2 separate regions of the Homo sapiens genome follow, and region 2 is linked to region 1. A link is a loop called in an ENCODE intact Hi-C map of the cell type or tissue named here. Cell type or tissue: heart left ventricle. All regions are shown on one strand.

Region 1 (8,000 bases):
GATACGCATTATTCCATCTGATCAGCACAATCTCATTTATCCATGAAGAAACTGAGGCTGGGGTTGGGTGGTAAAGTTACTTGCCCAGGCTTTTACAGCTAGTATATGGCAGTAGGTGGCAGATTCCTGGCCTTAAGGCCAGTGCTTTACCAGCTCTTTCAGGCATGAGCCAGGTCTGGGCTGGGAGGCTACCTGGCAGAGGAATGGAATCTGGGGGCTTCTCCATGTTCATGGTCCCCCATCCTGTTCTGCTGGGGATGGGGTATGAGATTTGGGCTCCTGATGGTTCCAAAGGGCCAGAGTAAATGGCTTCCCCCGCTGTGTCCTCTCGGCCCCCAGCTCAGAATACAGACGCCCAGGCTGTGCTGAAGACAGCCAGCAGCCGCCTCCAAGGGAAGTTCCACTTCCACACCGTGACCATCCAGATCGAGGACTACTCGGAGGACATGAAGGACTGTCAGGCATGCCAGGGCCCCTCAGACTGACTGCTCAGCCAGGCACCAACTGGGGCATGAACAGGACCTGCAGGTGGCTGGACTGAGTGTCCCCCAGGCCCAGCCAGGACTTTGCCTACCCCAGCTGTGTTGTAAACCAGGTCCCCCTCCTGACCTCTGCCCCACTCCAGGAATGGAGCTCTTCCCAGCCTCCCATCTGACTACAGCCAGGGTGGGGACTCAGCGGGTATAAAGCTAGTGTGACCCTGCTCTTCCAGCTCCTGGGCCAGCTCTGGAAGGGCTGTATTTGGGCCTAATCCTCAGCAAATGTTCTACCACTCGCAGGGGCAAAGGTGGTGAGCCACGGGACGTCCAAGGGGAGGCTGGCCCCAGCGCGCCCATACTGCCTGCCTCATGCCCCATTCTCAGCCTGGCTGGCCTTTGCCTTTATGAATCTGAGCCCCTCCATCTGCCTATAGCAATAGGCACGGGGGTGAGGACCCTCACACTCTCATTTGAGCCTCCCTGAGGCAGGGAGCCAGGAGGCACCTGAGGCCTATCTGTGCCTTAGTCACTTCAGCTATGAGCCAAATGTTCCCTTTCCTGGAGGGGAGAGGCTTCTTACTAGGTAAGAGACAGGTTTCCTCTTTCCTTATTTCCTCAGCTGTGCCAACACAAAAAACAACTTTGGCACAGGTGGTGGGCAGGGGGTAGAGAGATTTCAGCTTGGGTTCTGCACTAACAGCCTCCAAGCCCCCTGGCACTTCTGTTGCCCTGAGAGTGTCCCAGGGGATTCAGAGTCTCCAGAAAGATATGGCTGGGCCAACTCTGTTGCCTACCTGGCCTGACCCAGTCGGAGCCTGACATGGTGGAGGGAAAGGGAGACAAGTGGGGCTGCACTCGGTCCAGAGGCCAGCTAGGAGGGAAACCGCAGCTTCCTGGGGCTTGTGTGTGAAGATTCCTGACTTAGGGGTGGCTTTTGTTTACAAGATGCAAGAGGGGAAACCTGTCCCCGACTCATCGAGACAACATGCCCAGTTATCAGGGAGTCCTGTGTCACAAGGTCTGTCTCTGCCATTGTAAGCAAGTGCCTTGGGCGAGCTGGCCTCTGCCCCACAGTCTCATCTGTACACCGACAGGGTTGATGCCTCCCTCACAGGGTTGAGAACAAGAGCCAGTTGGCCAAGTACCTGTGGTTGTTGAAGATTGGTTACTTTTACCATCCTGGGGACAGGGAACTCTGTGGCCCGAGGCTGCCTCACTGAGGAGTCAGGTGGGCTTCCCAGCCTCCCCAGGGGCAGTGCTGAGTTTGTCTTGACTGTTCTGGCCCAAGGTGGGAGGAGGTGGGTTTGGTCACTTGCCTCCCACTTTAAATCTCTGTCTTTCCATCTGTGAAATGACCTCTTTGTGCCTTCCCAGCACTGTCATCCTGATCGCCTGTGTTCTAGGTAGGTGGGTCCTTCAGCCCCTCCAGGTCTGTGAAAAGTCTGTGGAAAGCACTGGCCTGGAGAGGGGTGGGGGGTTGCTGGTGGGTGCTCCATTCCACCACAATCTCAGGGGACTCAACCTCCCCTACCCAACTCCCCACCCCCACCCAAGCCATGGCAGGCCCCAGGAACTTGATCCTGGGCTTTGCCGTATGCCAAGTCCTTACACCCCTCTCAAGAGACAGTCATTGGCTGGGCACGGTGGCTCATGCCTGCAATCCCAGCACCTTGGGAGGCTGAGGCAGGCAGATGACTTGAGGCCAGGAGTTCGAGACCAGCCTGGCCAATATGGCGAAACCTCATTTCTACTAAAAATACAAAAACTAGCCAGGCGTGGTGGCTTGTGCCTGTAATCCCAGCTACTCGGGAGGCTGAGGCAGGAGAATCGCTTGAACCGGGGAGGCAGAGGTTGCAGTGAGCTGAGATCACACCACTGCACTCCAGCCTGGGTGACAGAGCGAGACTCCAGCTTAAAAAAAAAAAAAAAAAAAAAAAAAGGAGACCATCACTGCTGTCCTGCATTCTTACAGATGAAAAAACAGGCTCAGAGGTTGAATCGTTTTCCTGAAGTCAGACAGCCAGTGCAGGCAGGTCTGGGATTTCTGCCTCATTTCGGTAGACCTTCCTCTACAGCAGGGTCTGGGGGCCTGTCGGTCTGCGCTGCCTGTTGGTACAATACAAACCCCTGGGACCAGCAGTGCCCGGCCCATGGGTGAGGACATGCCAAGGCAGTTCAGTGTCCTGGGTGTCACAGCTGTGATTGGAAAGGTGCCTCTTTCACCTGGCTGGGCCTGGCATCCAGCGCCCTCCCCACCCTGGGAAGGCTGCCTGGGCCCCAGCTGTATGCTTTCCCACCCACCCTCAGTTCTTGACTCCGGGCCGGACTGCCTCTCCCCCACCTCTTTAATTTCCAGTCCGCCCTGTACCTCAAGCATCTCACAGCACCACGCCTCCCAAGGGTAACCCACTCTGCCACTCAGCTGTGACTGGCTCTAGGGAGGACCTGAGTCATCCAGGGGCCCGCCGAGGTCAAGCTGGGGGGTGGGGGTGGAAGGCCTTGGAGAGGCCTAAGGGGACAGTATGTTCCTGCCAGTGAGACAGTCACGGGAGTTTCCAGAGCTGCCAGGCCATCAAAGCAGGAAAACACCTGACACCCTGGACCTGGGCTGGACCCACCACCCTCACCCTCTGGAGTCGCACGCGCTCCCAGGCGAGCCCTGAGCCCTGAGCCCCTCCCTCGAGCAGCTGCTGTAAGGGTATTTATAGCCTGGAGCGTGAGGGGGCAAGGACACGCGCTTTATTTCGGAAGTGATAATTCCAGCTCCAGGTGGGTGAACCCCGGAGGACCTAGTGTCCCCCCCCAACTCCATTCTCACCTATACCGCTCGGGACAGTCCCTGCTCGCGCCCAGCCCACCTAGAAACAGTCCCTTCTTGCTGAGTTCCAAGTGTGCAGGCGAAAGAGATGGGGCTGTTCTTCAGATTTCTCTTCCCAGCTTTCAGCCCCCGAGCTGCCCACAGCGCTCACCCTCCACATCCCGGCCGCCCTCTGGACATGCGGGTGAAGAGTGCGGCGCGACGCTGACCTCTAGTGGTCGGCCTTGGTAGTGCAGGGCAGACGGCCGAGGCTGAGCCGCGGGCCGTGCGGGGACAGGCCACTTGTTCCCATCCCGCTTTCCTCGCCCCACTCCTCGTTTACCCGCACCCCTCTGCTCCTTGGTTGAGGCTCAAGGATTGAGCCTGACAACCCAGGCGTCTTTGGGTAGTTGCCTTCCCGGGACTAGGAACCCTAGGAATGGGTGGCGGGGTGGGGCGGGGACAGTTCTGTCTCTCCGCTCACCCTGTCCCGCCGCCGCCCTCATAGGGCCAGGCACGCAGTTAATGTCTGCCATCCATCTATTCGTCAAATATTTGCGGCACACCTGCCTAGCCAGAGAGAAAAGGACACGACACGACCCGCCCCCCGGGGCTCGCAAGCCAGTCCTGGGGCCTGACCGTGCGGGAACCGCGGCAAACACTGGACTGCGAAAGCGCAAAGGAGACCGAACCCATTGGGGGCGGAGGGGGAGGAGGGCCAGGCAAGTCCCTGGAGGAGACAATGCTCTGAAAGACGAGCAGAAGTTAGCTGGGTGGAGAAGCGGAGAGCGGCGCTCCGGTCGCGGGGCTCAGCCTCCGCAGAGGCTCCGCGGCTGAGGGCGAGCAGGAGAAGGTAAGGCCACGCCCCCCTGTTGTGATTGGCCAACCGGGGTCCGACGTGTGGGCCCGCTGGCTGACATGATAGGTTCTCCGGTGTCCCAAGAGCGGAGCCCGCCGGCAGGCGCCGGGCCCCCTGGGAGCTGGGCTGCGACCTCTGCTGGGGTCTCCGCGGGTCGCCCCCCTAGGGCTTCTCCAGGCTGCGGTACTTCTTGCGCTGCACGGACACCGGGTCCTTAAACAGCACCGGGTCCAGACGCAGACGAGAGGACAGCAAGGGCATGTGGCCGAACGCTGCCGCTATCTGGTTGATGCAGTCGGGGGCTGGGGCAGGCGGCTTTGGCCTGGGCCCCGGGCCCCCAGGCGCCTAAGAGGGAAAGAAGCAATGCATTAACGGGCTTCTCTGCCCTTCCGAACTCCCCACGCCCGTGCAGCAAGAAAGACTGGAATTAGACAGTGAGAGGGAATCCTCTCCGGCATCCCCGCCCAATCCCTGCCAGTTCCGACCAATCCCCCTCAGCCCTCACCAGTGGAGCAGCCTCCTGGCGCTGCTTGCCATAGGGCACCTTGATAGGGGGCAGCTTGGTGACTGCTGCTACTATGAAATTCATCAGGACGTCCACACAGGTGGGTGCCTCATCTGCCAGGGTCCTCAGAGCCTTGGGCAGGGAGTGGGTGAAGAGAGTGTGGTAATACCTGGGCAAGAGGAAAAGACAGGGAGAGGCTGCAGCCAAATCCATCCCCAGGCCCCATTCTCCTCCCTCCTGACCTCACCTCTCCCTTTGACCCCCATCCCCAAGCCTCTGAGCCCTGGCTGCCTCAGAGAGCTCCCATCCCTGGCGTGAACAGCTCTCCATTGTGCTGTGCCCCGTGGCTTATCTGCAGTTAGTGGTGTGTTCCCTGCCCTCTCCCTCACAGCTCCTTGGGCCCCCCATCCTTGGGCTCTGAGCGCTGAACTCAGAGCCAGAATTAGATGGGTTTGGATCAGCTGGTTTCAAAGCCATCAAACATGGAAGCCCAAAGAACAGTTGTGGATGAACCAGGCTGATACCGCTCCGGGTGAGCTCACTTCACACGGCCCTCAGACAGGCCAGCCTCATCTCGCAGACATTAGGTAATTCTTCACTCTACTGAGAATTCCCTGCAGAGCTCCTGAGTAATCTATAAGAGGTTCCACGTTATGCATATTTGATTTAAACATGTTTAAGGAACCCCTCTAAAGAGGTCTTACAGAATTCAGTCTCTGCCCTAAGACCGGAGCACTTCAGGCAGCTTCTGGAAGGTCTGGGATGTTCCCCAACTCATAACATCCACATTCATAAAGCATCAGGACTATTTTCTTGTCACCCCACCACCAGCAAACCCACACACTGCCCTTACTCACTGCATGGCTCTACTTCAAATAACAATAGCTACCATTTGTGGAACCTCTGTGCCAGGGACTTCATTTAATGTTCACACCAGCCCTGGGAGGTGAATCCATCCCATTTTACAGATGAGAAAACAAACTCTAGAGAAGTGAGGAGATTTGCCCAGGATCCCACAGCTGGGAAGTGGCAGATCTCGGCCTTGAACCTGGATCCCTGGGGTCTAGGCCACTCTGCTCCGTTCGGGGTGGGGGTGGGGTCTCTGGTCCTCTGATACTCTGATCCCTGTGCAGGGTAGGGGTCTGTACCTATGGTAGAAGGCGGCTGTGGTGAGAACCATGGAGAATTCGTTGGTCCTCTCAGCAGTGTAGCCCCAGCCACCATGGGCCTCGTCCCAGAAATGGCTCGACGTCAGGAAGCCCACCATCCGCTCTGGGAAGCTCTGCCACACCAGAAAGGCAAAGTCCACCTGGGGAGGGACTCAAGTGAGCTGTGAGGAAGGACCTCCTAAATGCCTAGAACATCCAGGGAAATGGAGGCAGGGGCAGCCTGGCTGAGGGGCCCGGGCAGGACTCAGGGGAGAGGGCGCGGGAGCCAAGACTTGGAATTGGCTGGAAGTGTGGCATGAAAGCTTCCAGGGGCCACAAAAACAATTTCTCAAAAGAGTCCATGGAAAGCCTCAACGAGACTCCTAAAGAGGAGGCTGCCTGGCTTGCTGGGGTGGTTTCAAATGCAAGAGGCTGGACCTCATGACCTGGGGTCCCCTCAACCCTGGGAACCTGAGGGGCTGCCAGGGCCCTCTGGCTCTGTGTCTACCCACACTGGGCTTCTCTTGGGCCCAGCCCTCACCTCACTTGTGGAAAGACTGCTGCGGGCATCGAGGCTGAGGATGGCATCTGTTCTGATGGTGCTATATGGGTAGAAGCGATCACTAACCTGCAGGGAGTGGGGGAGGGGAACTCAGCCATTGGAACATTCCCCCCACCCCCATCCAATAAGTAGGAGCCATTCAGGCACAGTGTAGACGCCTGAGCCATGAATAAAGCCTCCCTTCAGGCACAGTGTAGACGCCTGGGCCTCAAATATGGCAAGCCTGTGCAGAGCTCGTTTTGGGACCTGGGCAACTCATTTGACCTCTTTGGATCTCAGTTTCCCCTTTGGTCAAATGGGGCAGTTGGTCTCTAGGGGCCCTTCCACTTTTGACATCTTGGAATTCCTCCATTGTCATATTGTCACATCAACTCTGGGAGGAGTTGTCAAACTTCCCTCATTTGAAAGAAACAGATCTAGAGAGACGAAGGGACTTGCCCACAACCATGCGGCAGGCAGGTGGTTCACACCAACCACGGTTCCCAGAAGCCTCCCCTTCCTGGCCCCGTGTGCTGCCCTTGGTCCGTATTTTCTCAAGAACCTGGGTTTCTCCTCTGTTCCTCTTCTGAGATGTCAGCGCTCTCCTCTGTCTTTCCCCATCATGTAAGCCCCAGTGCTCTGGAAGCACAGCTCACAGGGACCAGGGAGGGAAAAGAATCATTACTATTAGCCCTGTGGCTGAAACCTACTGTGTCATTCTTCAGGCCCAACTGCGGCTCAGGCCCAAGTATTCATAAAACACCCCATGGGTGCCCTCCCCCAGCTCCCAGCATGGGCCCACCCCTTTCATGGCTCTCCTCATCCCTTACCTTCCTGTGCCCATCAATGACTGTCAAGGGCACAGCTGTCTCCGGCCACCTGGATGGGAGTGGCCTCTCATTGCTCCAGAGAACCAAGATCTAGAGGATAGGGGGTTGTTCTTGAAGTCTGGGATCTGGGGCAGAAGGCGGGTTGCGAGGGGCAGGAGTGATCTTTCTCAAGGTGGAAGAAGTTTGAGAAGTCAGCTTTGTAAACTGCACATGGGAGAAGGGTTAGTTGGATCCATGGTCCTTTCACCGCTGCTCTGTCCTTGCCTCTGGGCTTGTAGAAGGCAGGGATTCTGGTGACATGAGGGTAGTGACCTGTGGCTTCAGAACTCAAGAGAGTTGTCTGTGGTAGTCCCTAGCCTGGGCCCTGACTCCATGCTCCATCCTCATCTTTTCTCGAAGCCTTCATTCTCTTCCTCAGGCTCTTTTATGACTCCCAGCCCAGCTCAATGGCCTGTTTGGAGCCTTCCTGTGTGCACCCTGGCTGAGCTAACTGCTTCACTTCCTCTACAAGGACTCTTATTAATCTATCTGGCTTCTCTAGAAGTAAGATTTGACAGTCTGTGTGCTGGAAAATGCTAACCCAGTCTGACTCTCTGGGCAGAATCCTTCCTTACTTTTTATCTGCTCAGCCTTAAGCCCAGGGCCTAGTGCTCAGAAAATGACTGCTGAGTAAAGGAATGAATGTTTCCTTCTCCAGCCTCCCCAAGAGACATCTGCTTTTCACGTGGCTTCATCAATTTCCATGGGGAAAAGGCAACAGAATCTTGGGACTTACAGGAGGCAGCAAGAACACTTGGAAATCTTCCCCGTGCCTCCCCTCAAATAGTGGTCATCTTTGGGG
Region 2 (8,000 bases), 250 kb before region 1:
AGTTCTGCTGCTAGCTCAGGGCAGACCTAGGACTTGCCCTCTGACCTTACTCCTGCTGTGTGACTCCCCAGCTGCACCTCTCTCCATCCACGGGTCAGGCCTCAGTTGAACCCTGGTGGGGTGGTGGGGGCTCACTGGCTTCACAAGGCCCTGCTGTGGTAGCTCTTCCCACCTCATTCTCTCAGTGCTGGTTTGCCCAGAGCTGTGGTTCCTTCTTCCTGGCCCCTGGTCTCATCTCCACTCTATCATATCCAGCATCTGCCTGGGCCACCTGCTTTTACTTCTTTAAGCCAGGGCCATTTTCTTGGCAAGCTTCTCTCTTCCCCTTCGTCGTTTCTTGGCATCCTCCCTGGTCTCACCCCATCCCATGTCAACCACCCATGTTCATCAGCCTGAAAAACCCCCGGCCCTGGGAGGCGGCAGGAGCATTGAATTAGGAGTTGGTGTATTTGGTGCTCTTCCTGGCTCTGTCTGGTCTGATCAGGCCATGTCATCTGACCTTTCTGGGCCTCACTTTCCCCATCTATAAAGAAGACAGAGCCCTGGTAACACAGCGAGACCCCATCTCTACAATTTTTTTTTAAATTAATTAGCAGGGTGTGGTGATGCCTGCCTGTGGTCCAAGCTACTTGGGAGGCTGAGGTGGGAGGATAAGTTGAACCCGGGAGGTCACGGTTGCAGTATCATGACTGTGCCGCTATACTCCAGCTTGGGTGACAGAGGGAGACCCTTTCTCGGAAAAAAAAAAAAAAGGGTTGAGGCAGGCATTGTATGAGATGATCTATTCTGCTATTGTTTTTAGGTTTGCCTATTTGTCCTTAAGGTAGTTGTTAAAAGAAAAGTGTCTTGGTATCATTCTGTTAGGCGAGTTTTTCCTGGGAATCTCAGGGACTATGTGGGGAGCCCCCGGAGGGGCTGGGGGCAGGTATAGCCCCTTCAATGGTAGGAAATATAGGGGAGAGGAGAAGGCCAGCTGGGGCCTACCATTTCACCTGCTGCAAAAGCAACAGGAAACACATCTGCACCTCCCTGGTACAGCCACTGCACCACTGAGAGGAAAGGAATTAGGTCCCCAGAGCCCTGACCCACATCCTGCCGCAGCCTGCTTGTCCTGTTGAAAAACAGCCTCTCTGAGGCCCCAAAAGTTATTGGTGTGTTGTAGGGCACACCCAAACAGATGACTTACTTGGGGGCCAGGTCCCATCAAAGATGACAGAACAGGCCCCTGGTCTGTACCCAGCCAGCATCTACCTGCCCTCCACCTTTCTGCTCTGTTGTCTGTCACGGCTGTCCCCACCGCTCCGTATTCTCCCCTGAAGCCAGAACACAGCTGTATGCGCCACACGTGTTTCAGAAGAGGAGGCCAGAGCTTTGTCAGCTTCTCAAAGGGGTCTGTGACCCAGAAATAGTTGCACAACCTAAGGTCTGTCCCATATCTGTTCTGGCCAGCAGCTGTCCCTACATCCTCCCTGAGAGCCATCTGTCCCTCTTCTGACCTCCCTCTCCTGATGGTGCAGATGGGTGGGGGAAACAGACTTGAGAGTCAGCCCCGGCTCCCTTCCCAGTTCCTCCTCTCACCAAGTGGCTTGGGACGAGTCATTTTTCATCTCTGTGGGCCTGTTTCCTCATGTGTAAAATGGAACTAAATAACCCCTGCCTCAGCCTGGCGTGGTGGCTCACACCTGTAATCCCAGCACTTTGGGATGCCAAGGCGGGCGGATCACCTGAGGTCAGGAGTTCGAGACCAGCCTGACCAATATGATGAAACCCCATCTCTACTAAAAATACAAAAATTAGCCGGGTGTGGTGGCTCATGCCTGTAATCCCAGCTACTCAGGAGGCTGAGATAGGAGAATCGCTTGAACCCAGGAGGCAAGGTTGCGGTGATCCAAGATTGTACCATTGCACTCCAGCCTGGACAACAAGAGTGAAACTCCATCTCAAATAAATAAAAATAATTACCCCTGCCTTAAGCCTCAGGGTTGGCGTAAGGACCATGTGTGCAAGGTGGAGTTGGGCACAGTAGCAAACATGGACAGGGTGCGTGTTCCAAGCTGGCTCTTAACATGGTTACTTCTTGGAGCCTTACAGCCATCCTAGGAGGCAGATACTACTGTCATCCATTCTAGAAGAGAATGCTGCAGCACAAGCATTAAATGACCTAAGGTCACACAGATAGAAGGGAGGAACTGGGATTTGAACCCAGAAGGCCTCGATCCAGAGCTGGGAGCTCTGCCCTGTACTTTTCAGCTGCCAACCCAGTGCCTGACACAGATCTGGGATCAGATCCTGCTTCTGCTGCTTACTACTGTGTTTCTCACAAGCCATGTAACTTTCTCTAACCCTCAGTTTCCTCATCTGAAAAAATGGAGGTGATTATAGCCTTTATAGATAGGCTTGATAAGAAGTGGGAATGGAATATGGATAGTAAACCCCTAGCACAAAATAAGTGCTCAATAAAAGACAGCTGCTGTTATTATCTAGCGTTGTCCTTTTCCCCAGGCAGTCAGTTAAGGAGACATTAAGACCACTGCCCAGCTTGGGAGGGAGCCACAGAGGCTAGGGCTGCTAGGGACATGACAGCCAAAAGGCGGCTCACAGGTGTCTGTCCTCTTTGCCAGGGGACTCATTGGCGCCCCCTGAGGTGGACTTTGACAGGCTGCTGGCCAGCCTGCAGGATCTTAGTGAGCTGGTGGTAGAGGGTGACACCCAAGTGACACCAGTGCCCGGCGGGGCACGGCTGCGTACCCTCGAGCCCATCCCGCTGAAGCTCTACCGGAATGGCATCATGATGTTCGACGGGCCCTTCCAGCCCTTCTACGATCCCTCCACACAGGTAGGAGCGGTGTTGGGGGGGGTGGTGCTCTAGTGCCCCTGCTGCCCACTGTTAGTTGGGGATGATGAAGCCAGCTCACCCCAGGCCCAGCCTGCCCTCCACGGGGCACCCAGGCCCACACACGACTTGCAGAGGCCCCTCTCCCAAGGCCTGGGACTCTGAATGTTTCCAGAGTGCGGCACTGGGTGACCCTGGATCTAGGGCCTGCCATCCAGACCAGTGGCAGGGCAGGGTGGGCCCAAGGCCCAGGCCACCCCCTCACTTTTCCTCTTCCCTTGCAGCGCTGCCTCCGAGACATATTGGATGGCTTCTTTCCCTCAGAGCTCCAGCGACTGTACCCCAATGGGGTCCCCTTTAAGGTGATAAGCTGCTCCTCAAACCACACCTTTGGGGATTTTGAAGGGAGTGGGGATACACAGCCTCCCCAGACACCTCCCATTCTGAGGGGAAGCCGCTGCACTCCCTGGGGGACCCCAGTCTGATGCCCTCCAGGAGGATAAGTCTGAAGCCGGGCTGGGAAGGGAGCGGAGAGGCCCGAAACAGAGCAGCAGGCAGCGCCCTCTGCTGGCACCCTGGAGACAGCCTCGGCTGCGGGGCCCCTGCCTTCTAGTCCTCCCCAGCTTTCAGGACACCTTGACAACCTGGGGTCCCTGCAGAAGTGGCCCGGCTGTCCCCCAAGTCTCCTGAAGCTATCTGGGTAGGGTGGGAGGCAGTGCTGTGAGCCACAAATGCAAAGCAGAGGGGACAGATGTTGGGACTCAAAGACATGAGGTAGAGCTGGCCCCATGGGTAGGTGCCACCACCAGAGCCCATGAGGCTTCGTGTTCTAGAAGGTGGTGGGTTAGTGCCGCACTGAGGGCGTGTCCGGGAGGGAGCATGTGTCACCAGGGCTCAGGAAACAGCATGAGTCATGACGCGGGGGTGTTTAAGGCATTCGTGCCACAGCGGGGACCTCGGAGCTATGCCTTGATAAGGCAAGTGAGGTTACATGTACGATGATGCGGTTTGTGCTGCAGACTGGAAAAAAGCAGGGGCTTTGTCCTCTCCTGACCCCCTCACACTCTGCCTTCACGGTAGGCTCCTGAGAGGGGGGTCTCCAAGGAGGGTGTCAGTACTGCAGCTTCAGCTGGCGTGGATGGGGTGCTTACAGGAGCAGCAGGGCTGAGGGAGATGACAGCAGTACGAACCGTGGCTCTCCTGAGGCCTGGGTTTCCTCATATGTAAAATGGGGGTTGCATTAGACCATACCCTTGGCCTGTGTTTAGGCAAATAGGGATGAAAGTGGGGCCAAGGGCTGAAGAGCTGGGTCCGCTGCCGTCGTTGCCCTTCTTTCTTGCCAGGTGAGTGACTTGCGCAATCAGGTCTACCTGGAGGATGGACTGGACCCCTTCCCAGGCGAGGGCCGTGTGGTGGGCAGGCAGCTGATGCACAAGGCCTTGGACAGGGTGGAGGAGCACCCAGGTGAGTTTGGCCTCCAGGCTGAGCCAGGGGGCTGGGGGACTGCAGAACAAACTCCAGGGGGGCTCCACCACCACTCATAGTCCTTCCTGGGCCCCGGTTCCCAACTCTGCCTGTAGGCTCCAGGATGACTGCTGAGAAATTTCTGAACAGGCTCCCCAAGTTTGTGATCCGGCAAGGCGAGGTGATTGACATCCGGGGCCCCATCAGGGACACCTTGCAGGTGAGGCCAATGCTAACTCCCCCAGCCCTCCTGGGGGAACTTTAGCACCAGCCCTGGTCCAGCCTGCCAGAACAGTGTCTTGTCAGAAGGCTCAAGCTTGAGGCACCTGATGAGTCCCTCAGAGCTGTTGCTCCACTGTCTCCTGGAAACTGTGAGGCTGGTGAGGGCACGGGCTGGGCCCCGGAAAGCAGGTGGGTTAGCTGTAAGAGGGCTAAAGTCAGAGTCCAGGCCAGGGGTGAGCCCAAGGCCCAGGCCACCCCATCAAGGTCTAGGCCAAAATATCCAACTCAGTACTGGGTACTCCCTTCGTGGTTGCCTCAGACTCTCCTTGGCCCTCATCATTCTGTCTCCTCGCTCCCTATTCTGCTTCTCCTCCTAGGTGTCCACCTGTGAAAGGCACCAAACCTTAGTTTCTCAGGCCTCCTCTGCCTCCCTCACCCACACATTGCTAAGTCCTGTCTGGTCTGTCCACCCCCAGAACTTCTCCCAGATGCATCCCTTCTCCACATTCCCACCACCCACCACCCTAGTCTAGGGTTCAGAGTGTCTCTCCCAGACAGCTGCCTCCCACTGCCACTCCTGCCCCTGCTGACCATCCTCCAGGCTGCCTTCCCTGTTGAAATGTTCCAGTGGTTCTTGAGATAAAGCCAGGTTCCTTATGCTGGCACTCAAGGCCCGTCCTATATTGCCAGGCCCCTCCTCACACCAACCTTTTCCTTCCAGTCCAATTGAGCCCCAGCTTCAGCCACACATAATGCTGGCAGTTGCCCAAATGTGTCGCCACCTCTAGGAAGCTTTCCCTGAACCCAGGATCTTTGTTGATGCTGTCTGGAATATCCCTGCATCCATTCCATTTCTAAGGACTCCCATTCATCCTTCAGTCACAGCTCAGTTGTCATTTTCCGAGGGAAGCCTTCCCTGACCCCAGGCTGGGGTGGGCTTCCAGCCTGATCATCGTCTGTGTGGGGTTCTGTCTCCATTAGACTGAAACGGGGGGTTACCTGGGGGGAACCATGGGGCTGCCTCCCAGAACCTTCTTCCCCTTCCATTGCCTCTCCTCTGGCCTTGGTTTATACAGAACACCCCCTCCCGCTTTGCTCACTGGTCTCATCTGTCCCTGGTCAAGGAAGTGTCCCTCTAAGGTTTGTGGGGATGACTCAAATGGGGCCTAGGGCTCTGTCCACCCTCCACTGATACCTTCCAGAACTGCTGCCCATTGCCTGCCCGGATCCAGGAGATTGTGGTGGAGACGCCCACCTTGGCCGCTGAGCGAGAGAGGTGAGGGCGGGATGAGGAGGTGAGGGCCTGGGGGCGTTGGGTCACCGCGTGCTGATGGCCTCTGGGCTGTGCAGGAGCCAGGAGTCACCCAACACGCCGGCACCCCCGCTCTCCATGCTGCGCATCAAGTCTGAGAATGGGGAACAGGCCTTCCTACTGATGATGCAGCCTGACAACACCATTGGGGACGTGCGAGCTCTGCTAGCGCAGGCCAGGTGGGTGCAGGGCAGGGCCAGGGCCACAGAGGGGCTCTGGTCCCACTGCCCAGCCTGATCTGCTCTGCCTGGTCCCCAGGGTCATGGATGCCTCTGCCTTTGAGATCTTCAGCACATTCCCGCCCACCCTCTACCAGGACGATACACTCACGCTGCAGGCTGCAGGCCTTGTGCCCAAAGCAGCACTGCTGCTGCGGGCACGCCGAGCCCCGAAGTCCAGCCTGAAATTCAGTCCTGGTCCCTGTCCCGGTCCCGGTCCCGGCCCCAGTCCCGGTCCCGGTCCCGGCCCCAGTCCCGGTCCCGGTCCCGGCCCCAGTCCCTGTCCTGGACCCAGTCCCAGCCCCCAATAAAGCACCCGCCCCCTCAACCCGCTGCTCCGCCAGGCTCTTGGGTGGGCCATCTCGCCAGGCACGTAGGAAAGGCCTGGGACCAGCTGGGCCAGGGAGGGGGCGGTGCCGACCCGCCCCTTGGTAACTCGAGCCCCGGCTGGCGGGCCTGGCTGCTGGGTCTTTGTCTTCTAGGTTCCTCTTTCTCCCAAGAAGGGCTAAGTGGATCCTGTGAAGGGAGGGATGCAGTGGGGGGAAGGAGCTGGCCCCAGCTGGGTTTACATTCTCAGCTGGGACAGCAGAGCCTCACTGTGTATGTGTGCAGCCAGCAGATACCTGTGCACAGGCACAGACCCACCAACTCGTGGGGACACTTCAACACCGCACAAAGCCATTTTGCCACTAGACCCATGCCCCCAAATTAGCAGAACTGCAGCTGGGTACCCACCTCCCATGATACACTCATTCTTAGCCATTGTGCTCCAACACAGGCGCATGGGATGGCCACACTCACTGACAGGCATGGAGATGTGCACTACACACCAAGGCACAAGCATGATATGGACACATGCATGTGAACTGGAGGGTGGCCCACCCAGACATCTCCAGAAACCACTGGTCCATACAGGTATTTGTGTGTCAGACATATCCAAACACATGCACTAACAAACACAGAGGTGACAGTCACAAGAGAACAGCTCAGCCACCCTTCCCACAGAGCAGTCTCAGCACAGTCACAACTACCAACCTTGCCCAGGGCAGGGACCCAGGAGGCCCAGGCCACAACCAACCAGACACAGTGCCAATGGAACAGGACATCATTTAATTGCCTCTAGGGTCCTCCTGGGAGAGGGACTGCGGGGCCTTTGGCAGAGCTCTGGCTGATGGAACCAACAGAGGTGCCCATCAGCCAGTGCCAGGCAGGATGGCGGCCCCAATGCTTGGCTGGGGGCAGCCAGCATTTGGGGCTGTTGCTTAAGACAATTTCTGAGACTAATGGGTAAGGAATGTTGCCTTTAGATGGAGGAGAGGGGACTACATTTAGAGAGGAGGGAGGAGAAGTGGCCTGCATTGGGGGAGGGACTCTAAGGTTAGGTTAGGAATGACAGGGAGTTGGTCAAAAGGTCCTTCATGGCCAGGTGAAGGCTGGGGGGAGTGTGGTGATGGAGTCCAGCAGGGGAACTCTGGACAGGCTTGACTCAAGCCAGCTTCAGGAACTCCTGCAGCGTGTTTTGTTCCACAGCCTCCACGAAGAGCTCATAGTCCTGGAGAAGGGGAGGCGAGGGGTGGTCACCTGAATGCAGGGGGCCCAAGTGCTTTGTGGCAGATATGACCCTGGCTAGAGTCCTCTTCCAACACTCCCCCCACCCCCCCGTCCCCCAGCCCATACCCCACAGTACTGGTCCCCGTTGACAATCTGGGGTGGGGTGGCCTTGGGGTTGCCTGCCAAGGCTCGCATCTCATCCCTCAGGGCGTTGTCCTGGGAGATGTCCACTAGCTGGTATTGGATGCGCTTCCCATCCAGGATTCGGGTCACCTCGCTCTGCTGGGACTTGATCTGGGGACAGAGGGTGGGTAGGGGTTAGTGGATAGGCTGGAGGATTTATGGGGGAAATGCTGGGCAGGGTGAGAGAGGCTGTGACCAGGAGCTTTTGTCCCCCCAT

What was found. Peaks named below come from ENCODE experiments on the same cell type or tissue, not always from the same donor. Only the 100,000 strongest peaks of a DNase experiment are listed, where the experiment ranks them.
Region 2: a loop joins it to region 1, with 4 times the contacts of the local background. A loop is called at or near these places in 5 of 110 quality-filtered maps.

Annotation. Positions count from the first base shown.
Region 1 is chr1:26,031,645-26,039,644 of GRCh38, reverse strand. It overlaps EXTL1 (exostosin like glycosyltransferase 1), which reads right to left. Exons shown (of 11, transcript NM_004455.3): 7 at 7,160-7,249; 8 at 6,330-6,416; 9 at 5,789-5,949; 10 at 4,641-4,809; 11 at 3,181-4,480. The coding sequence ends at 4,298. It overlaps SLC30A2 (solute carrier family 30 member 2), which reads left to right. Exons shown (of 8, transcript NM_001004434.3): 8 at 340-2,393. The coding sequence ends at 485. Among named protein-coding and RNA genes, the nearest start is that of SLC30A2, 10 kb to the left of the region's middle. RefSeq lists enhancers at 3,332-3,431, 3,712-3,851, 3,862-3,951, 3,962-4,031, 4,530-5,260 and silencers at 4,064-4,227, 4,172-4,471. In heart left ventricle, CTCF peaks have their summits at 3,517 (motif pointing left) and 4,304 (motif pointing left); DNase peaks (open chromatin) are centred at 3,024, 3,484 and 4,154; H3K4me3 peaks cover 1,654 bases; H3K27ac peaks cover 4,176 bases.
Region 2 is chr1:26,280,659-26,288,658 of GRCh38, reverse strand. It overlaps SH3BGRL3 (SH3 domain binding glutamate rich protein like 3), which reads right to left. Exons shown (of 3, transcript NM_031286.4): 2 at 7,727-7,894; 3 at 7,137-7,601. The coding sequence ends at 7,536. It overlaps UBXN11 (UBX domain protein 11), which reads left to right. Exons shown (of 15, transcript NM_001389556.1): 9 at 2,622-2,836; 10 at 3,118-3,195; 11 at 4,177-4,297; 12 at 4,414-4,517; 13 at 5,722-5,795; 14 at 5,870-6,010; 15 at 6,090-6,377. The coding sequence ends at 6,360. Among named protein-coding and RNA genes, the nearest start is that of SH3BGRL3, 4.6 kb to the right of the region's middle. RefSeq lists enhancers at 3,147-3,296, 3,977-4,066, 4,192-4,782, 7,278-8,000. In heart left ventricle, CTCF peaks have their summits at 2,661 and 3,411 (motif pointing left); DNase peaks (open chromatin) are centred at 1,554, 3,388, 3,708 and 6,464; H3K4me3 peaks cover 1,526 bases; H3K27ac peaks cover 3,324 bases.